2 separate regions of the Homo sapiens genome follow, and region 1 is linked to region 2. Evidence: read pairs that join two places in POLR2A ChIA-PET (ENCODE). Cell type or tissue: Caco-2. All regions are shown on one strand. Each heading gives the region's core, and the rest is flanking DNA. Links, peaks and the distances in the headings are about the cores only.

Region 1 (7,984 bases), core at 1,542-5,541, 130 kb after region 2:
TAGGATTACAGGCATGAGCCATTGTGCCCAGCTGATTTTTTCTGATATCAAAGGAATCACCAAGGTCTTCCCTTTCTTTTGATTCATTTATTTTCTTGGTTCTGAAATATTTTTTAAAATATGGAATGCTTCATGAATTTGTTTGTCATCCTTTCACAGGGACCATGCTTATCTTCTCCATGTCATGCCACCTTTTGTATATGTGCTGCCGAAGTGAGCACTGGTTCTGGATTGATTGATTGATTTGTTTGTTTGTCTGTTTTTGAGACAGGGTTTCACTGTGTCTTCCAGGCTGGAATACTGTGGTATTATCGTGGCTCACTGCAACCTCTGCTCCCCAGGGCTCAAGCAGTCCTCCTGCCTGGGCCTCCCAAAGTGTTGAGATTACAGGCATGAGCCACTGTGCCCAGCCTGGAATGTTTAACTGCTGACTTTGATGCCTGGTTTTGGTTGTACTAGACACTCCCACTACTTTTTTCTTTAAAAATTACTGGTTTCTTTAGCTCCTTAAAAAGATCTTTGGTGTTTTATATATCAAAATATGTGAGGCCAGGTGTGGTGGCTCATGCCTGTAATCCCAGCATTTGAGGAAGCCAAGGTGGGAGGATCTCTCGAGCCCATGTGTTCAAAACCAGTCTGGACAACATAGTGAGACCCCTGTCTGTATAAGAACTAAAAAATTAGCTGGGCACGATGGTGCACGCATGTAGTCCCAGCTCTTGGAAGGCTGAGGCAGGAAGATCGCTTAAGCCCAAGAGGGTGAGGCTTTAGTGAGCCATGATCATGTCACTGCAGTCCAGCTTGGGTGACAGAGTGAGACCCTGTCTCAAAAAAAAAAGAGTAATAATTGCAGAAACATTTTCTATGCTCCAGATTACTTTAAAAATTAGACCTAATCTTGGCCAGCCATGGTGGCTTATGCCTGTAATCCCAGCACTTTAGGAGACCAAGGCAGGTGGATCACTTGAGGTCAGAAGTTGGAGACCAGTCTGGCCAACATGATGAAAGCCTGTGGGTGAAAGTAAAGTTGGGTGCGGTGGCTCTCCCTGGATTCCTTGATGCTTTTAATACCCTGAGTCCTCTACCCCACTCTGAGCCACACTGACACTTGTGCACCAAGGTGCGTGGTGTGGCCCCAGTGCCCACAGGATCGCTTGTAAGAACTGCTCCTTCAGCCCCCACCTGTGGCCTTTCCTCCAGGGTGAAGTCTGGTTCCTGATGTTCACGCCATGCTCCTTCTCACCAGGGTGCACGGGCATCACTGCCTACAAAACATTTGATTGAAACCTGTTCCTCGTGGGGCCACCTCACCTGTCCAGGATGGCTTTCTCTGAAGTCAGTTCTCCCACCACAGTGGAGGTAAAGAAAATTATGAAAATTGGCCAGGCACGGTGGCTCACGCCTGTAATTCCAGCACTTTGGGAGGCCGAGTGGGGCAGATCACTCAAGGTCAGGAGTTCGAGACCAGCCTGGCCAACATGGCAAAACCTGGTCTCTAATAAAAATACAAAAAATTAGTCAGGCATAGTGGTGTGCGCCTGCAATCCCAGCTTCTCAGTAGGCTGAGTCAGAAGAATTGCTTGAGCCTGGGAGGTAGAGGTTGCAGTGAGCTGAGATCATGTCACTGCACTCCAGCCTGTGCGACAGAGCAAGAGACTCTGCCTCAAAAAAAAAAGAAAAGAAAAGAAAAAGAAAATTATGAACACTCTCTCTTGAATAGATGGGCATCTCCTGAACAGGGAGGTGCTTGAGGGGAGGTCCTGGCAGGTGGCACAGGGAATCCTGGCAGAACAGCAGCTGGGACTTCAGTGTATTCAGTGTCTGGACCACAATGGTTCCCTTTGTCACAAGTATCCATCTACATTCACTGACTTATATGGGGGAACCTGGGGAAAAACCAATGATATGGTTTGGCTGTGTCCCCACCCAAATCGCTTCTTTAATTTTAGCTCCCATAATCCCCACATGTTGTGGCAGGGACCCAGTAGGAGGTAATTGAATCATGGGAGTGCGTTTTTCCCATGCTGTTCTCATTGATAGTGAATAAGTCTCAGGAGATCTGTTAGTTTTATAAAAGGGCAGTTTCCCTGCACATGCTTTCTTGCCTGCCACCATGGAAGATGTGCTTTTGGTCTTCCTTTGCCTTTGGTCACAATTGTGAGGCCTCCCCAGCCATGCTGAACAGAGAGTCCATTAAACCTCTTTCCTTTATAAATTACCCAGTCTCAGGTATGTCTTTGTTAGCAGCGTGAGAACAGACGAATACAATCAACTTCAATAGCTTAAGTAGGTCTAGCCACCACTCCAGAAGAGATACAGGATTATAAACCATGGTGGCATCCACACAGTGCTAACTCAGCATATGTGCAGAGTATATGAACTGTGGGGCTATGGTGGGCTCCACCTAGATTTCTTTCTTTTTTTTTTTTTTTTTTTTTTGAGATAGAGTCTTGCTCTGTTGCCCAGGCTGGAGTGCAGTGGCGTGATCTCAGCTCACACTGCAAGCTCCACCTCCCGGGTTCACGCCATTCTTCTGCCTCAGCCTCCCAAGTAGCTGGGACTACAGGTGCCCGCCACCACGCCCGTCTAATTTTTTGTATTTTTAGTAGAGACGGGGTTTCACTGTGTTAGCCAAGATGGTCTCGATCTTCTGACCTCGTGATCCACCCGCCTCGGCCTCCCAAAGTGCTGGGATTACAAGCATGAGCCATGGCGCCCAGCCCTCCACCTAGATTTCAAAACATGTGTTGAACAGCTGGGCGCCCCAGGCAGAAGTTTGTCACAGAGGTGGAGCTCATGCCTGTAATCCCAGCACTTTGGGAGGCCGAGGAGGGCGGATCACGAGGTCAGGAGATCGAGACCATCCTGGCTAACATGGTGAAACCCCATCTCTCCTAAAAAAAGTACAAAAAATTAGACGGGCATGGTGGCGGGCACCTGTAGTCCCAGCTACTCAGGAGGCTGAGGCAGGAGAATGGCCTGAACCCAGGAGGCGGAGCTTGCAGTGAGCTGAGATATAGCCACTGCACTCCAGCCTGGGCGACAGAGCAAGACTCCATCTCAAAAGAAAAAAAAAAAAACTTAGCTGGGTGTGATGGCGGGCCCCTGTAATCCCAGCTACTCAGGAGGCCAAGGCAGGAGAATCGCTTGAAATCAGGAGGTGGAGGTTGCAGTGAGCCGAAATTGTGCCATTGCACTACAGCCTGGGCAACGAGCGAAACTCCGTCTCAAAAAAAAAAAAAAAGTGGCCAGGCGTGGTGGCTCATGCCTGTAATCCCAGCACTTTGGGAGGCCGAGGCGGGTGGATCACGAGGTCAGGATATTGAAACCATCCTGGCTAACATGGTGAAACCCCGTCTCTACTAAAAATACAAAAAATTAGCTGGGTGTGGTGATGGGAACCTGTAGTCCCAGCTACTCTGGAGGCTGAGGCAGGAGAATGGCGTGAACCCGGGAGGCCGAGCTTGCAGTGAGCCGAGATCGTGCCACTGCACACCAGCCTGGGCGACAGAGTGAGACGCCATCTCAAAAACAAAAACAAAGAAAGAAAATATCTGCCTTATATCTGTCCTACCATTATATTTTGGAGGCACCTTTTTTTTTTTTTTAATTTCACAGGCTCACAGCTGTTGCCTCAGAATGAATTGTGCCGTGGGTCTCACCCATATCTGATTTAGATGAGACTCTGAACTTTAAACTTTTGAGTTGGTCCTGAAACAAATTAAGACTTTTGGAGCTATTGGGATGGAATGAATGTATTTTGCAGGTGAGAAGAACATGAATTTGGGTGGTTGGGGCAGAATGCTATGGTTTGAATGTATCCTCCAAAGTTAATGTGTTGGAAACTTAATCCCCAATGCAACAATGTTGAGCGGTGCAACCTTTAAGAGATAATTAGGTCAGGAAGACTTTGCCTTCAGGAATGGATTAATGTCGTTATTGTGGGAGTGGGGTTCATTATGATGCGAGTGAGTTTCTTATGAAGGATGAGTTCTGCCCCCTTCCTGCTCTCTCTCACCATGTGATACTTTCTGCCATTGTCTGATATAGCAAGAAGGCCCTCACCAGATGTAGCCCCTCTACTCAGACTTCCCAACCTCCAGAACCCTGAGTCAAATAAATTTCTGTTCATTATAAATTACCTGTTATAGCAGCACAGAATGAAGACAAGTGCGTCTGAATTATTCACCCTGGAGAGAAGAAACTGGTTTAAAAAACGCAGATTTTTTAGTGTCTCCCAGAGCTCTGAATCTAAATCTCTGGATATCTAAACCTCTGGACATGTAATTTTTAACAATTTTCCTGGTGATTCTTAAGCACTTCAAATTTGAGAACTGCTGCTCTATACCCAATATCATTTTAACCTGGAAAATATGCACTCACCAACCGTTCAATGTTATTACCTGAGTTTGCCTGATCATAAAGGTCACTAGAGGGCTTAATAAAAAACCAAACACCGAATGTTCTCACTCATAGGTGGGCACTGAACAATGAGAACACATGGACACAGGAAGGGGAGCATCACACACCGGGGCCTGTTGTGGGGTGGGGGGAGGGGGGAGGGATAGCATTAGGAGATATACCTAATGTTAAATGACGAGTTAATGGGTGCAGCACACCAACATGGCACATGTATACATATGTAACAAATCTGCACGTTGTGCACATGTACCCTAAAACTTAAACTGTAATAAAAAAATAGAACTAAGAAGTTACATAGTATAATATGCCATGAAAGTAAATGTATTTAATAAGAGAAGAAATGGAAAATATCAAATAAAGCAATATAATAATTTCAAAAAATATATATATATATTTACATTCTTAGGTCGCTCTGCTGGTGGGAATCATGAATGAAACAAAGCCCAAGAATTTACATTTATTTACTTATTTGCTCTTTTTAAAATGGAGTCTCTGTCACCCAGGCTGAGGTGCAGTTGTGCGATCTCAGCTCACTGCAACCTCCACCTCCTGGGTTCAAATGATTCTCTGGCCTTAGCCTCCTGAGTGGCTGGGATTACAGATGCCCGCCAACATGCCCAACTAATTTTTGTATTTTTAGTAGAGACAGGGTTTCACAATGTTGGCCAGGCTGGTCTCAAACTCCTAACCTCAGGTGATCCACCCAACTTGGCCTCCCAAATTTCTGGGATTCGAGGTGTGAGCCACCATGCCCAGCCAAGAATCTACATTTAAATGCAGTTGTTAAATGTTCTTCTAAGTAACTGTGTACACATTTATCTATTTTGTGGAATTACTGGAAGATAGATCACTTACATTTTGGATAGCTTTAGCCCAGTATGATAATTTTAGTTTTTGAATAGCAGTTTATTTTAAGCCATTGCTTCCAGAAGAATTTAATCTGATCCAATGTTGCATTTTTCTTTCACCCATAGAGACAAGAATGAAGATAATAGCTATAGCATTTATTGAACATTAACTATGTGCCTGTCACCATGTAACTGATTCTCCTCAAACCCTCAGAGGCATGGACCACTGTACTACTGCCATCCCCATTTTATGGAGAAGATACTGAGGCAAAGGGGAGTTAAGTACCTTGCTAGGCACAGGCAGTTATTAACGCGGTAGAGCTGGGATTCCAAACCATTCTTGTAAGCAACGCAACACTGCGTCTCTGGACTTAATCCAGACAAATTTCTCTGATGCTTAAAAGTTGCCTGCATTAAATGCGCTTTTGTGAAATTCCTTCCTTCCTTCCTTCTTTTTTTTTTGTTTTTTTTTTGAGATAGAGTCTCTCTCTGTCACCCAGGCTGGAGTGCAATGGCACAAACTCCGCTTACTGTAACCTCCACCTCCTGGTTCAAGTGATTCTCCTGCCTCAGCCTCCCGAGTAGCTGCAATTATGGGTGCCCACCACTACACCCGGCTAATTTTTGTATTTTTAGTAGAGACAGTGTTTCATCTTGTTGGCCAAGCTGGTCTCAAACTCATGGCCTCAGGTGATCTGCCTGCTTTGGCCTCCCAAAGTGCTGGGATTACTGGCGTGAGCCACCACACCCGGCCAAAATATATTTCTTATATAAAAGAGAAAGTTTTCCTTGTGTTGTGTTCTACTCATGGTTAAAAGGTTCCTAAAATGGGCCTTGTTGTTTTCTCTTCTTCTTCTTCTTCTCTAGAGCAGCTAGAAAGAAAGACACTTGTTCTTAACCCAAAGAGGCCTCTTCTAAAAATGTTTTCTATATTGGTGAGACTAATTAAACTGGAAAAGTTCATCAACTAAATGATGAAACAAGGTAAAGCCTTTTGTTAATTATTTTTGAATAATTTATTCCTGGCCTGCCACCGTGGCTCACGCCTATAATCCCAGCATTTTGGGAGGCTGAGGTGGGAGGATCACGAGGTCAAGAGATCGAGACCATCCTGGCCAACATGGTGAAATCCTGTCTCTACTAAAAGTACAAAAATTAGCTCAGTGTGGTGGCACATGCCTGTAATCCCAGCTACTCGAGGGGCTAAGAAGGGCACTTGAACCTGGGAGGTAGAGGTTGCAGTGAGCTGAGATGGTGCCACTGCACTCTAGCCTGGTGATAGAGTGGGACTCCGTCTCAAAAAAAAAATTATTCCTGGGCTCCGTATGACTTGTTGAGGAATTGCAAGATACTGGGAAGTCTCTAATTAGGGAGTTTTAGAATAAACAGAAGTATAAACATTCATAGGAGTTAGATTTGAAGACAACTGCTTTTAACACACAGACCCACCAGGAAGTGAGCATCTTGGTGGGGGTTATTTATTATGTGTTTTACTTTGAACAGAGAACATGCACGTTCATTAGCTCAAAAGTGTTCTTGTCCTCGCATAGTGAAGGAAATGTGTGCAAGATAAGGATGAATGTGGCATGCAGGGAGATCCAGGCACGGCTGGCATTTGGCTTTGCTGATGGCTGCAATGTGGACTGTGGACTGTGGGCAAATTAACTCACCACTTTTTGAATGGCCTTTAGAGAGGAAATCCTAAAAAGATTCCAGGACCTGCAGCAGCCACACAGGAGATTGAGTATTCAAGGGAATAGAATGCTGGAGAACACAGAGACAGTTAGGTTAACTAAAGAAGATGAAAAATTAGTCTGGGCTCAGTGCTTCATACTTGTAATCCCAACACTGTGGGAGGCTGAGGCAGGAGCATCACTTGAGCCCAAAAGGTTGAGGCTGGCCTGAGTGACATAGTGAGACCCCCATCTCTACAAAAAATAAAAAGAAATCAATTGGGTACGGTGGCATGCACATGCGGTCACAGCTACTCGGGAGGCTGAGGTGGGAGAATTGCTTGAGCCTGGGGAGGTGAGACCCTGTCGAGGAGGAAGAGGAGGAGGGGGAAGAAGAGGAGGAAGAAAAAATAGAAGAAGAGCTGGGTGTGGTGGCTCATGCCTGTAATCCCAGCACTTTCGGAGGCCGAGGTGGGCAGATCATGGTCAACAGATGAAGACCATCCTGGCCAACATCATGAAACCCCATCTCTAATAAAAATACAAAAATTAGCTGGGCGTGGTGGCATGTGCCTGTAGTCCCAGCTACTCAGGAGGTTGAGGCAGGAGAATCACTTGAACCCAGGAAGCAGAGGTTGCAGTGAGCTGAGATTGTGCCACTGCGCTCCAGCCTGGTGACAGAGGGAGACTCCATCACTAAAAAAAGAAAGAAGAAGGAGAAGGAGAAGGAGTAGGAGAAGAAGAAGAAGAAGAAATGGTCTCTGAGCAGCCATGAAGAGTAGGAAGATAACCCAACCTACCTCTCGCTGGGTCTATGGGGAAAATATTGATTAAGGCAGAGCAGGTCTTCAGAGAGAGACTAGGTTTGGTGAGTAAGAGATTCGAAAAGCTAGAAGGGAATGAGGATATTTAAGTTACTCTTATTGCATAATATATAACCCCAAAACTTTGGGTGCTTAAAATCATCTTTTTTTTTTCATGGTTCTGGGAGTTGACTGGGTTCAGGTAGGTGATTTTCACTCGGGGTGTCTCATGCTGTTG
Region 2 (7,984 bases), core at 1,596-5,595:
AGGCAGGAGAATTACTTGAACGCCAGAGGTGGAGTTTGCAATGAGCCGAGATCGTGTCTCTGCTCTGCAGCCTGGGTGATAGAGCGAGACTCCATCTCAAAAATAAATAAATATATAAATACAGGGGACAGAGACAACAGCATTCCAAGATGAATCAGAGAAAGGATCTGCTGCCCAATTACAAGGAAGCAAAGACAACAGTTTGTGTGTGTGTGTGTGTGTGTGTGTGTGTGTGTGTGTGTGTGTGTGCGCATGTCTGAGACAGGGTCTTGCTCTGTCACCCAGGCTGGAGTGCAGCAGTGCAATCATAGCCCACTGCAGCCTAGAACTCCTGGGCTTAAGCAATCCTCCTACCTCAGCCTCCTGAGTAGCGGGGACTACAGATGCACACCACCATGCCCCGCTAAGTTTTTATTTTTTGTAGAAACAGGGTCTCGCTATGTTGCCCAGGCTGACATTGAACTCATGGCCTCAAGGAATCCTCCCACACTGGCCTCCCAAAGTGCTGAGATGACAGCCGTGAGCCACCACACTGGGACTGCAGTTTCTTATAAAGTTAAACATATACTTATCATAGGACCCACCAAGGCTGGGCGCGGTGGCTCATGCCTGTAATCCCAGCACTTTGGGAGGCTGAGGCAGGTGGATCACCTGAGGTCAGGAGTTCAAAACCAGCCTAGCCAACATGGTGAAACCCCCGTCTCTACTAAAAATACAAAATTTCCAGGCATGGTGGCACATGCCTGTAATCCCAGCTACTAGGGAGGCTGAGGCAGGAGAATTGCTTAAACCCAGAAGGCAGAGGTTGCGGTGAGCCGAGATTGCGCCATTGCACTCCAGCCTGGGCAGCAAGAGTGAAACTCCATCTCAAAAAATAAAAATTAAAAAGACACCCAGCAATCCCAGTCTTGGAGTTTTATCCAAGAGAAATGAAAACATATTCATAGCAGCTTTATTTGTGACTGCCCAACACAAGAAAAAACCCAAATATTCACCAACAGATAAATAGCTAAACAAATTGTGGTATATCCCTACGATGGAACACTACTCAGTAATAAAAAGAAATGAATTACTGATACATGCTACAACATGGATAAATATTTTAAAAAATATACCAATAGGGCTGGGCGCGGTGGCTCATGCCTGTAATCCCAGTACTTTGGGAGGCTGAGGCAGGTGGATCACGAGATCAGGAGATTGAGACCATCCTGGCTAACACGGTGAAACCCCGTCTCTACTAAAAATACAAAAAATTAGCTGGGCACGGTGGCACATGCCTGTAGTCCCAGCCACTCAGGAGGCTGAGGCAGGCGAATCGCTTGAACCCAGGGGGCAGAGGTTGCAGTGGGCCAAGATTGCGCCACTGCACTCCAGCCTGGGGGACAGAGCAAGACTCAGTCTCAAAAAAAAAAAAAATTATACCGATGGAAGGCCAGGCACGGTGGCTCACACCTGTAATCCCAGCACTTTGGGAGGCCAAGGCAGGCAGATTACCTGAGGTCAGCAGTGACCAGCCCAACCAACATGGTGAAACCCTGTCTCTACTAAAAATACAAAATTATCTGGGCATGGTGGCGCATGCTTGTAATCCCAGCTACTCAGGAAGCTGAGGCAGGAGAATCACTTGAACCCGGAAGGCAGATGTTGCAGTGAGCTGAGATTGCGCTACTGCACTGCAGCCTGGGCAACAGGAGCGAAACTCCATCTCAAAAAAAAAAAATTATACCGATGGAAAGAAGCCAGACACAAGAGCACATACTGTTTCAGTTATATGAAACACTAGAAAATACAAATGCCCTAACAACAAAGATCAGATCAGTAGGGCTGGGGGTTGGGACGGGGCTGACTGGAAAGAGGCCCTAGGAACCTTCTGGGTGATGGAAATGTTATTGTGATGATTACAAGTATGAATAAATTTGTCAAAATTCATCAAAATGCACACTTAAAGAGTGTATTTTATTACATTTAATTATATAGCAATAAAACACTGGCTTTAAAAAAGTCTCTGATAAGAGGCTGGTCTAGGCAAACTTGAGGATCCCTTCCACCCTAATTCTAGCCCAAATATTTTCTTTTTTTTTCTTTTTTTCTTTTTTTTTTCCTGAGATGGAGTCTCACTCTTGTCGCCCAGGCTGGAGTGCAGTGGCGCGATCTTAGCTCACTGCAATTTCCACCTCCCAGGTTCAAGCAATTCACCTGCCTCAGCCTCCTGAGAGCTGGCATTATAGGCACACACCACCATGCCCAGCTAATTTTTTGTATTTTTAGTAGACAGGGTTTCACCATGCTGGCCAGGCTGGTCTTGAACTCCTGACCTCAGGTGATCTGCTCGCCTCAGCCTCCCAAAGTGCTGGGATTACAGGTGTGAACCACCATGCCCAGCTAGTCCAAGTATTTTCTTAAAAATAAAATAAAACAAGGCCGGGCATGGGGGCTCACCCCTGTAATCCCAGTACTTTGGGAGGCCGAGGTGAGAGGATTGATTGAGCCCAGGTGTTTGAGACCAGCCTGGGCAACATAGTGAGACGTCATCTGTACAAAAAATAAAATAAATGAGCCAGGCATGGTGGTGCATACTTGTAGTCCCAGCTACTTGGGAGGCTGAGGGGAGGATCACTTGAGCTCAGGAGTTTGCGACTGCAATAAGCTATGATTGCACCACTGCACTCCAGCCTGGGTGACCAAGTGAGACCCTGTCTCTTAAAACAAAAAAGAAAAGAAGGAAGGTAGGTATCAGGCATATATTAAATCATCTGAAAATTTTAAAAAGTCCTGATTACTTTGTTTCACCGACATGAAAGTGACAGGACTATGGTCATGATATTGAAAACCTACCTGGCACTGTAATACAGGAATATTGGATTTTATTATTTTCCTCCCTGATTCTCATTCCAATATCAGTCATCAAATATTTAAAAAGTAATAATATGCAAACATACGTAAAGAAAATATAGTGGCCAGGTACAGTGGCTCATGCCTGTAATCCCAGCACTTTGGGAGGCTGAGGCGGTGGATCGCTTGAGGCCAGGAGTTTGAGACAAACCTGGCTAACATGGTGAAACCCTGTCTCTACTACAAATATAAAAATTAGCTGGGCATGATGGCATGCGTCCAGCTACTCGGGAGGCTGAGGCAGGAGAATCCCTTGAACCCCGTAGAGGGAGGTTGCAGTGAGCCAAGATCGCGCCACTGCACTTCAGCCTGGGCGACAGAATGAGACGGTCTCAGAAAAGAAAGAAAAGAAAAGAAGAGAAAAAAAGAAAAAGATAGTAAATACATTTAATGAATGAAAGCATGATTAACTTAATTCCCAACTTGAAGTTGTATCGTTATTAACAATGTACCTGGTAAGTACTTATTTTAAAATTCTAATTCTAATTCTAATGGGAAAGGAGACGACAAAGTCGGACACTTCAACTCTGAGTTTGGGATGGCCCCAATTTTGCACTGAGAGTGCTCCTGCGCAGGACTGCATCATTCATTCATGCTGTTTGGAAACAGGCAGCTGCTGAGAGATTAGACAGTGAAGCTACCCCAAAAAATAAATCAATGAAAAGAAAGCCTGGAGATTCTAGGAAATGATCTGCCTATGCGACTAAGCAGAATAAATGTAGACTCAGACAGGAAGCCTGGAAGAGGAAAAGGAAAGTCGGCGAAATCAGAAAGTTGGGCACAGGGAAGGCACAAGGCAGGGACTTACCCTGCGTCCTGGGCCTCCGGGGCTCCTGCGGCTGCAACTTTCTGGCTGCAGGGGGCCAGGGCCGGCTCCGACGCTCAGGCGAGCAGTTCCCAGGGAGGTGAGCTGTGCAGACCGGCAGGGCCTCCACTGAACACTCTCCTGAGATCTGCTGATAAGCGGGGTGGCTTCTGATCAGTTCTGAAAGTGCCTCCGTAAACTGGAGACACCAGATCTCTGCTCTGCAAAGCCGGGCTGGGAGGACGCCTTGGCCCCGCCCCAGGGTAGGGGCTCCGCGAGCCTGCCCCCTCCTCCTCCGGGGGCTCAGCGCCTGCAGACGGAGAGGTGCACCGTGCGGAGTACGCTTTCTCGGAAAGCCGCGCCCTGTGGCACCTTTGCTTTGCAGAGGAGGAACAAAAGAGCTCCTGGACCTTCAGAAGCTGCTCTGCGCTGCCGCCACCGCCACTTGGGATAAGAGTAGGTGAGGGAAGCAAGGGACCGCGGCACTGATTCTGCAATTAATGAAATCCCCGTGGGGGTCCTCTTTTGAAATCCAGGTTTGACCTATTTGGCCTATTTTTAATTTTTATTATGTTTTTAAATAGAGATTGGGGGGGGGGGGTTCTCACTGTGTTTCCCAGGCTGTGCTCGAACTCATGGGCTGAAGCGATCCTCCCTCCTCAGCCTCCCAAAGTGTTGGGATTACAGGTGTGAGCTACTGCGCCCAGCCTATTTCTTTCTGTTTCAAAAATTTCTGGCCCGGCGCAGTGGCTCAAGCCTGTAATCCCAGCACTTTGGGAGACCGACACAGGTGGATACCTGAGGTCAGGAGTTTCAGACCAGCCTGGACAACATGGCAAAACTCCGTCTCTAACAAAAATGCAAAAATTAGCGGGGCATGGTGGCGCATGCCTGTAGTCCTAGCTACTTGGGATGCCAAGGCAGGAGAATTGCTTGAACCTGGGAAGAGGAGGTTGCAGTGAGCCAAGATCATGCCACTGCACTACAGCCTGGGCAACAGAGTAAGACTCCCTCTCAAAAAAAAAAAAAAATTTATCCCATGTGTCACTTGCCCAGCTCCTTGTATGTTAACTACAACAAATAAGAGGTGTTTCCCCCAAACATTTACCACTGGCGTTAGCTGGGTGGAGCTGGGCATCAAGGTCCACTCTAAAACACAACCTGAAACCTCAGAGGCTGACAGTCTGCACTCCAGGCTCACTCTAAGTTGCTCACCCACACAGAGGATGCAATCCCTGGGGCAGGACACATGGTCACAGCATCCCTGCCCTTAGCTACAGGACCCTCCCCACCAAAACACAATCCTTTTTTTTTTTTTTTTTTGAGACCGAGTCTCCCTCTGTCACCCAGGCTGAAGTGCAGTGGTGCTCACTGCAACCTCCGCCTCCTGGGTTCAAGTGATTCTCCTGCCTCAGCCTCCCTAGTAGCTGGGATTACAAGTGCATGCCACCACGCTCAGCTAATTTTTGTATTTTTAGTAGAGACAGCGTTTCACCATGTTGGCCAGGCTGGTCTCGAACTCCTGACCTCAAGTGATCTGGCCACCTTGGCCTCCCAAACTGCTGGGATTACAGGCATGAGCCACTGTGCCTAGTCACCAAAACACAATTCTATCCGGTAACAAGAGGCCTGATGCTCTTGGATTGGATGTGCCCTATATTCAATACTTCCAGATTTTGAGGCCAGGCTCGGTGCTCCCGCCTGTAATCCCAGCACTTTGGGAGACCAAGGCAGGAGGATTGCTTGAGCCTAGGAATTTGAGACCAGCCTGGGCAACAAAGTAAGGCCCTGTCTTTATTATAAAACTAAATAAATAATATTTCCAGATTTTATTAGTAAGAAAATGGTTGCAAGTTTTTGGGGACATCCAGTTTAATATCTGCCAGTGAGGCAGAAAATTTAAAAATAAATATGCATTCATTCACTTCAAGAAAAGTAGCAGGCAAGGCAAAGGTTAAAAGGAAAAGAAACAAGTTTTCCTCTGCTTAGCAGCTCACTTAAAGGACAGTTATAAAATAACGCTGTCCGAAAAGCCAAGACCAAAGGAACAGGCTCCAGACACCTCTCCCTCTTCCAGAGCAAGGTTGAAAGAAAAAAAAAGGAGAAAGACAAATTACTTTACTGTTACTCTCCTTTCTCTAGCTTTTTTTTGTTTTTTGTTTTTGTTTTTGTTTTTTTTTGAGACAGAGTCTCACTCTGTTGCCCAGGCTGGAGTGCAATGAATGGGATGATCTTGGCTCACTGCAACCTCCGCCTCCCGGGTCCAAGCGATTCTCCTGCCTCAGCCTCCCAAGTAGCTGGGATTACAGGCATGTGCCACCATGCCCGGCTATTTTTTTTGTACTTTTTTAGTAGAAACAGGGTGTCATCATTGGCTGGACTGGTCTGGAACTCCTGACCTCAAGCGATCCACTGCCTCGGCCTCCCAAAGTGCTGGGATTACAGGTGTGAGCCACTGTGCCCAGCCACTCCTTTCCCTAGCCTCTTAAGCGTGACTGTGTTTTACAAATGTCTGTATTTAGCCAGTTCTTGTTTTTCTTTCGATGCAGCTACAAGGCCACCAGCTATGCAAGGCCACAAGTTATGCACTATATGATTAACTGCCTTTGTTTTGCTTTTGTAAGCCTGCTTATAAACCCCCCACCTCTGTCTTTGTTCTAGGCTCAGCTTTTTAGATGTGAATCCACTGAGCCAGTGCTTACCTTAAAATGAATATCTTCCTGTGTTCCCATATCAGTATCTCTGTTCCTCAGTTTACCATAACACCAAGTCTGTGGGAAGTGGTTCTGATAAAGGATTCAGAGGATGAATTCTGATATTTTGAAATAATGAGATTAAAAAATTATACAATTCATGGTGGGGTTCCTAATAGGGGTCTGAAATAACAATCTAGTCAAGAACCTGTATATATTTTGCTTTTGTTCTCTGTCACCCAGGCTGGAGTGCAGTGGAGCAATCTTGCAACCTCTGCCTCCCAGGTTCAAGCAATTCTTCTGCCTCAGCCACCCAAGTAGCTGGGATTACAGACGTACACCCATGCCTGGCTAATTTTTGTATTTTTAGTAGAGATGGGGTTTCACCATGTTGGCCAGGCTGGTCTCAAACTCCTGACTTCAAGTGATCTGCCCACCTCAGCTTCCCAAAGCTCTGGGATTACAGGCATGAGCCACTGTGCCCAGCCTGAAGTAGTTTTTTTAAAAGCATAATAAAGGAAACAAAATGTTAAACACCAAATGTTTGTATCTAAGTGTAAGTTGTAACTGAGAAGTTGTTTTGAGGGGAAAAGAAACTCAAGTATGTAAATGTGGATGGCTAGAAGAGTTACCTATTATTTGTATTTCATAAATGTTTAATATTAAATAGATTTCAGATAAAATATTTATATTTACCAAAATCTTGCTGGGTGTGGTGGTGCATACCTATAGTCCTAGCTACTTGGGAAGCTGAGGCAGGAGGATCATTTGAGCCCAGGAGTTCCAGGTTACAGTGAGCCGTCATCATGCCACTGTACTCCAGCCTGGGTAAAAAAGCGAGCCCTTGCCTCCAAAAAATTAATTAGTTAATTAATTAAAATAAAATCTGTTACCTCTTCATGGTCCTGGAATCCACCTCACACTCACACCTGTATTAATACTTGTGGGCATGAGATGGCAGTATTGTAGACGCTGTTTTGCTAAAGCATATCACATTAAAAATATATATATATAGTTGCCTAGAAGACACTAATGAGTGGTCACATATAGTGTAACAACCAGGAGGTAATCTTGCCAGACAAGGCAAAACTATGAAACAGATTAAAATATGCTTCATTAGGCTGGGCGGAGTGGCTCACGCCTGTAATCCCAGAACTTTGGGAGTCCGAGGTGGGAGGATCACCTGAGGTCAGGAGTTCGAGGCCAGCCTGGCCAACATGGCAAAACCCTGTCTCTACTAAAAATACAAAAAGTAGCCGAGCCTGGTGGCGGGCGCCTGTAATCCCAGCTACTCAGGAGGCTGAGGCAGGAGAATCACTTGAACCCAGGAGGCAGAGGTTGCAGTGAACCGAGATTGCGCCACTGCACTCCAGCCTGGGTGACAGAGCCAGATTCTCTAAAAAAAAAAACAAAAAAAGTTTAATTGCTGTTCTTACTGGAATAATAGCACATGTGAACCAAATACAATACAGCAAAATGAAGCCATAATAAAAATATTAGCAATTTATTTTGCAAAGTTTTTAATCACAATTGGTTAGTCAAAAGTAATGCACGTCATACTACTGTTCCTGAAGCTTCGAACTGCTGGGCTCAA

What was found. ChIA-PET counts read pairs that join two places held together with the same protein. Peaks named below come from ENCODE experiments on the same cell type or tissue, not always from the same donor. Only the 100,000 strongest peaks of a DNase experiment are listed, where the experiment ranks them.
Region 1: POLR2A ChIA-PET joins it to region 2 with 6 read pairs; 2 of 35 experiments call an interaction of 5 or more read pairs at or near these places.

Annotation. Positions count from the first base shown.
Region 1 is chr7:65,859,546-65,867,529 of GRCh38, forward strand. It overlaps the pseudogene RNU6-973P and a transcript of VKORC1L1 not described here. Among named protein-coding and RNA genes, the nearest start is that of VKORC1L1, 9.5 kb to the right of the region's middle. In Caco-2, for the core only: no CTCF peak of the experiment used is centred there; no DNase peak of the experiment used is centred there.
Region 2 is chr7:65,727,868-65,735,851 of GRCh38, forward strand. All of the region lies in intron 2 of LINC03006 (long intergenic non-protein coding RNA 3006), which reads right to left. Among named protein-coding and RNA genes, the nearest start is that of SNORA22, 24 kb to the right of the region's middle. In Caco-2, for the core only: no CTCF peak of the experiment used is centred there; a DNase peak (open chromatin) is centred at 3,844.